Linked DNA regions of Homo sapiens: region 2 is linked to region 1. A link is a contact called in ENCODE Hi-C or POLR2A ChIA-PET data. All regions are on one chromosome and are shown on one strand. The core of a region is the stretch at or near the end of the contact, and the rest is flanking DNA. Distances in the headings are between cores, read along the strand shown. Region 1 has its middle 93 kb from the start of LINC03062. Region 2 holds the start of LINC03062 (long intergenic non-protein coding RNA 3062).

What was found. Hi-C counts contacts between places; a loop is a spot of excess contacts on that map. ChIA-PET counts read pairs that join two places held with the same protein, here RNA polymerase II (POLR2A). Pooled maps may share reads with other maps.
Region 2: a pooled map shows a loop between it and region 1 (2.3-fold over the local background). The contact joins the promoter of LINC03062 here to the enhancer-like site in region 1. A Hi-C loop is called at or near these places in 5 of 168 maps with a recorded cell type or tissue (Caco-2, Right ventricle myocardium inferior, esophagus muscularis mucosa and 2 more) and 8 of 50 pooled maps. POLR2A ChIA-PET finds 5 or more read pairs at or near these places in 2 of 52 experiments (IMR-90 and activated CD4-positive, alpha-beta T cell).

The regions. Positions count from the first base shown.
Region 1 is chr9:89,731,120-89,733,969 of GRCh38, forward strand. No RefSeq gene overlaps it. Among named protein-coding and RNA genes, the nearest start is that of LINC03062, 93 kb to the left of the region's middle. Within about 2 kb of position 1,377, at least 3 of the 41 ENCODE cell types and tissues checked have a DNase peak (open chromatin) inside an H3K27ac peak, as active enhancers do.
Region 2 is chr9:89,638,430-89,641,279 of GRCh38, forward strand. It overlaps LINC03062 (long intergenic non-protein coding RNA 3062), which reads left to right and starts at 1,354. Exons shown (of 6, transcript NR_024280.1): 1 at 1,354-1,550. RefSeq lists an enhancer at 1,097-1,666.

The DNA of each region.
Region 1 (2,850 bases), core at 127-2,626:
AGTAGCTGAATTCTGTTACCTAGCCAAATTATTTTAGTCTAAGAAAATTCCAGTTGTAGGTGCTTTAAAGATTTTGGTCTGTGGAAATTCATGGTATAATATTTGAGTGTGGTGCATGTGGGTCCTGGCTCAAGACCTTCATATGAGAGATGATCTTTTTCGTTATGATATATATATATATCCATCCAACTATCTATCTGTGTATGTGTCATATATACCATATTACCCAGTTGGAAATAAATAGAATAACCTGATCTTTCTCCCCACCCACATTTTCCTTTCATTTTCTCCTGAAGATGTCTTCTTCAAGTGTGAAGTACTTCTCAACAATCTCTCCAATCTTATGATTAACGCTTAGTAATAGAGCTCCCTTTTTAGCAGCCTGTGGTGTATTTGACCAACCTGATCTCTTCCCTAACATGGCTCTTGCCTTTTGGTGCCCACTCAGCTGCGTTACCTGCATTACCTGCATTACCTGGAGCATGTCCAGTTGCCCTGGTCCCAGAGGAGCTGTCCTGGCTTTTGCCTATTCTGTGTTGCTGAGGCTTCCTGCCCTCCGTGCCACCTTTTGCGTGGCTGCTTTCTTGCCAGCTCAGCACCTTCATAGCTGCATGCCACCCCGCCAGCTCCCTCTCTGGATCATCTCTCTCTATAAGGAGATTACAACTCTCAGGAAGGAACAGGTTTCCCCCTTCCCTCCTGCTGCCCCTAGTGCCTCTAGGTCTCACCCTAATGTGGATACGGCATCTCCAGCAGGCTGGGCAGGAGGCTGCTCAGCCCAGTGTTCTCTGTATGGATGGCAACCATACAGGACAAAGTGACAGAATGGTGCATTCATCTGAGAGCCCCAAGGGCCTGCTTGATCAACCATTCCTGTCACTTTCAAACTCCAGTTTACCAGTGGAAGCAGTCTAAATGCCATTGTGCACAACAGATAAAGGCAGGGCTGGTCTGGATGAAAGAGAGGCCGGTCTCAAGGTCCCCAGCTTGGGTGGTGGGCTCCTTTACATTCTCACAGCCCCCCGTAGCATCTCCTAGGCAGTTTCAGAAACCCCCCTGGGACTTGGGGACAATCAGGTGTGGAGTCTCAGGACTTTGTCTCTAATCATTCTACAAAAGAGCTCAGGATTTTTGTTTCCTTCTGGGGATTAAGGAAGCAACATTTGGATAAGATTTTAGTTGGAGAGGAAAGAACCCTTTAGTAAAAATATATTTTGTGTTCCCCCTTCCTCTTCTCAGTGCTTTCAGGGAAAGTTGAAAAGGAAGCAATAATTTTCTATTTTTGATGAGCAACTTTTACTGTGCAGGTGGAGGAAGGACTCTGCCCAGGAACTAGGCAAGTATGTAAACAAACTGTCCTGGGCTATAAATAATTCCTTTCCTGTCATGACTCAGGGGGGTTGCGGACAAGCCTCCTTGAACAATTCAGAGATTTACAAATCCCACTTTTGTTATAGAAACATTGCAAAAGTAGCTTGTAATTATTTATCCTCTTTTTAAAAAATTTAGCCTTTGGGAGAGAATGGGCCATGTTTTCTCTGATGGGGCATCCTCATCCACATCAGTCTGCTCTGGAACATTGTATGTCAGTCTGTTCTTGGAATCCAGATGTGGAGTGCATGGAAACCCGTCCAGCTGGGCAAGCCCAAGGTCATGGACACGCGGGGTCTAGCTTTTAGAGTCTGAATGCTCTGCCCTGACCCCCACACAGCACACACAGCTTGTTTACTGGCAGGTGTGACCAACAATAACAGGAAAAATGACCCTCTCTTCTGAAAATCACGATTATTAATGGGGAAAGGGTGTATTATGTGGCTGCAATGTGTACTTGCCTAGAAATTTTAAATTGAAGGAAGAATCATAGGAAAAATTCTTTTTCCCCTCCATGAATCAATTTTTGGGAATTCATTTTCCAGATAATTCTGCTGTCCTTGGGGCTTTTGGAACAAGGAGAGTATTTAGTGCTTTCCAAGGGCTTTTCTCTCCTCCCCTGGCTGTGGTCCACATTCTGTTCAGGTTCCCTTTCACTGGCTCTACACAGAGCAGAGGAGGCTTGGAGGTGGGCTCAGATGGGGCTGCGGGCCTCATACCAAGGACACTCCATGTCAGGAGCTGACCCTGGGGCAGAGACTGTCAGGTGGGCTTGGAAAAGAATGTCTGGCTGCAGAGGAGCTTTGTGAAGTTTCCTTCCGACACTTTGGTGGAGGTCGGGTCCTAATGGCCTGTGCGGGGATGCCCCTGGACCTGCGGTCTGTCTGGGTCTGAAGGTCATGGACAAGTTGAACCTACCGTCCTTGCCTCCTGGCCCCTTGCTGATGAAGTGAAGAGGGGAGGACCCCACAGTCTCTTCTATCACTCTCCCTTTTTCTTCCCTTCTTTCCTTCTTCCCTCTTCATTTCCTTCCTTCTCCTCCTCTTCCTCTTCTTTCTCATATCCAGACAAAGGTGCATGCACACAATGGGATGCCCAGTCTTGGGTGTCTCCACGGAACCAGGTCCAGAAGCAAATGCTGCAGACTATGTCATCCTGCTTGGGGACATGGAAAAAGACACCACACGGTCTGGCAAGACCACGGATAAAATCCAGGGGATTTGTGAACATATATGAGGAAAGATTCTATCTTGGTTTTCACTAACATCTAACTGCACTTCAGCATTTCCATCCCCTGTATTGATGGCACCTCTGACCTCTGGTAGAAGCACAGCTAATGTTCTTTCAGGGTGGTTGTTGCAAACGTCTTGATAGTTCATGTATGCTCAGCACTACTTCAATAGGGCAGTGTATAGATTACTGCTATTTAGTGTCTTAATGAAGAAGAACACACCAAAGTTTTAAGAAACATTTTTTATA
Region 2 (2,850 bases), core at 104-2,603, 93 kb before region 1:
AGGTAGGCTGGGATGTGCCCAGGGACTTTCTGAAGCCTCAATCATCCCAGTTATGACCTCCCCCTGCCCCTCCTTGCAGCATCCCTCTTCATTCCTCGTGGAGAAGTGTGGGCTCCATAGAATGAACTGGCAAGTGTGCACTGTGTGGATGGCTCTGAGCAGCTGCCACCACCTGGGGTAGCATGGGCAAGGCAGACGACACAGAGTCTCCAGCCAGACCCCTATTACCAGCTGCCTGGCCTGGGACTAGCTATGTCACGTCTCCCTGCCTCAGTTTCTTCATCTGCACAGCGAGGATAATAACAGTGCTTACCTCTTAGGATTACCATGAGGCTCAAAGAAGGAAATGCAGAGAAAGTGCTTAGGACAGTGCTGGCCTTGTAGGAAAGACTCACAAATATTCATTGTTTCGTTGATGAGAGCAAGAAGTGCGCTTGTTACATATTCACCCAATAGTGTGGGGTGGAGGAATGAGGTACAGGTGGATACCCTCTTGGAGGACCTGCTAGCGTCTTACTTCCTCTGTACATGGATGGCAACACAGAGGCAGAAGTCTCAAGTTAACTTCTTTTTCGTTTCAAAGCATCTCATGACATTTAATACCCCTGCACTCATACTCGCCCGGAAGTGTGAGCTTGGTTCATCACTAATGGATATTTTCAGCCCTGCTGAGGAATCTGGGCCTGCTCCTTGCCTCCCTCACCTTCCTCTGCAGCCCATGTGAATTAGCCTGCTTGCCTGCTCAGGGACTGGTCCCCGCAGTGTGGCTCCTGGGGCCCCAGCTTCACTCCTTCAAGGGCCAGGATGTTGAAGAAGGGGGAAAGGGACCCCTACACTAGCCTGCCTTGTGTGGCCCAAAGACCCTTGCCAAGATCAGGTGGGGGTCAAAGTGCAGGAAAAGAAGGATGTCGATTTCAGAAGAAACTGTTGTGGGAATGGCAGGATGGCTCCAGCGTCAGCGTGCCTTCCTGCAGCTACCCCGGGGCCGCACGCCAGCAGCTCTTGGCAGCAGTCACACGGCTCTCGCATCCAACCTCTGCCACAGGGGAGCAGGCCTCACTTCCCCCAGCTTTGCTTCTCTGCCCTGCAGGGCTCCTTTCCTGTCCCAGGGAGCTCTACTTTCCAAGCAGTTCCATGGCCAACAGCTGGAGTCTTATTTTAGGGACGAGCTGGCAGCCCAGCATTTGTACTGAATGTTCCGGGTCGGCCTGGCCCGCGCCTGGTGCACCAGTGGGAACCCCATAAGTCTGGGCTTGGGGGAGTGAATTACTTCTGAGGTTTGCTGACATTCTGTTTGGCTGCCTGAAATGCTTTCTCTTCATTCAAAGAGCAGCTGCTGGTCTCCGCCCCTCTGTCTTTCCTTTCTCCTCCCGGTGGCTTCCCTGTTCCTGTCCCTGGCTTTCCTGGCTTTTTGGATCCCCATCCTGGCTCTGGGGGGAAGGAGGATGGGTCTGGAGCACCTGTGAGACCCGAGCCTGGGCCCACCACAGCAGAGGATGCAGCCTCCCAACCCCAAGAGTCCCAGATTGGAGTCCCTGAGAGAAGCTGGGGTAGGTGAAGTGGGCTCTCAGTCTGGGTGTTATCTTGGGAGGAGCGTGGGTCTCTGGGACACACTGGTAAGATGTGCTCCACTTGACCCTCATCATAACCAAGGGTCTGTTGGTGGGCTTTTGCCTTTGGTGGCCCCAGGGCCCCTGCCTTCTGGCTACTGCCATCCGTGGGGGATGAGTGACGTCAAACTTCCCCTTCTCCGGGCTGTTGGCTAGAGTGGGGGCAGTGGGAAAAACACATCTATCAGGCAGTCCCACCCCTGCACAAAGGAGCAGAGACTGTGCCTCAGCCCCACATCCCTGCCTGGTGGGTACCACATCACAGACAGACACGTTCTTAGCTGGCTGTGTGCAGTCACTGCCACCTTGGGCTCCTGGGAGGCACCAAAGGCCCATTGTGGGCCCCTGAAATGACGCACCCACCACAGTCAGCTGCCATCATGCAAGGCACCGAATCTGCTGTCCTGGTGGGATGGGATCTCACTTCTGCCTTTCCTGTTCAGCCTCCCCGGGCTCCATGCGCTCTGTGGAGGCCATGGCAGGATATGTTGTGGGCAGCTGGATTTCCGGCCCTCTCTGGTAGAGTCAGAGGGGTTGCCTTTGACCAGCAGGAAAGGGATTCGAAGGCGGACGCGAGTGGGCCCTGCCCAACTCAGACTGAGGAGGAAGTTTCTGCAGCGCCGGAAGGAGAAGCAATGAATAGCCACTGTCTAGACCCTCCCCTATGACTCCATCCCCAAGGTGCTCCAGACAGGCCTGAGATTCCCCTCTTCCTTCCTAGCCACACCACCCCTGGTGTGAGCCAGGCAGGCAGCCCAGCCCTCTCCAGCCCCGGCTCCTGGTGGCAGGAGGTGCCTTCCTGGCTGTAGCAGGAAGAGTCTCCAGGTTATATGGCCGTGTCCCTGTGCCAGGACTCGGGGTAGGGGTACACTCTGTTCTGACCCCCCCAGGAAGTGAGTTCCAAAGGAGTCGGGCCTTTGGAGGAGAACTTGGTGGCTGTGCTTTTGACCTGGCATTGCAGGAGCATAAGCCCTGGTCAACTTGAGCGAAAAAGCCGGACCCACTGTCACCATCTCACAGGCTGTGTCGCATGCTCTGGCGGTGAGGGCCTGTTTCCCAGCCCTCCCTAGCAGGAGACTGCTCAGGGCAGAGCTCCTGAGATACTATGGGTTCCTTTGGGGTGGAAGAGCCTGTGGCCAGGTCAGTGAGGAGAACAGAGTGGGAGCATGAGGGTGGGCTGGAGAGGAGCTGTTTGTCCCGCCTCCCGACCCCGAGGAGGGCATAGTCCACAGGCTATTTT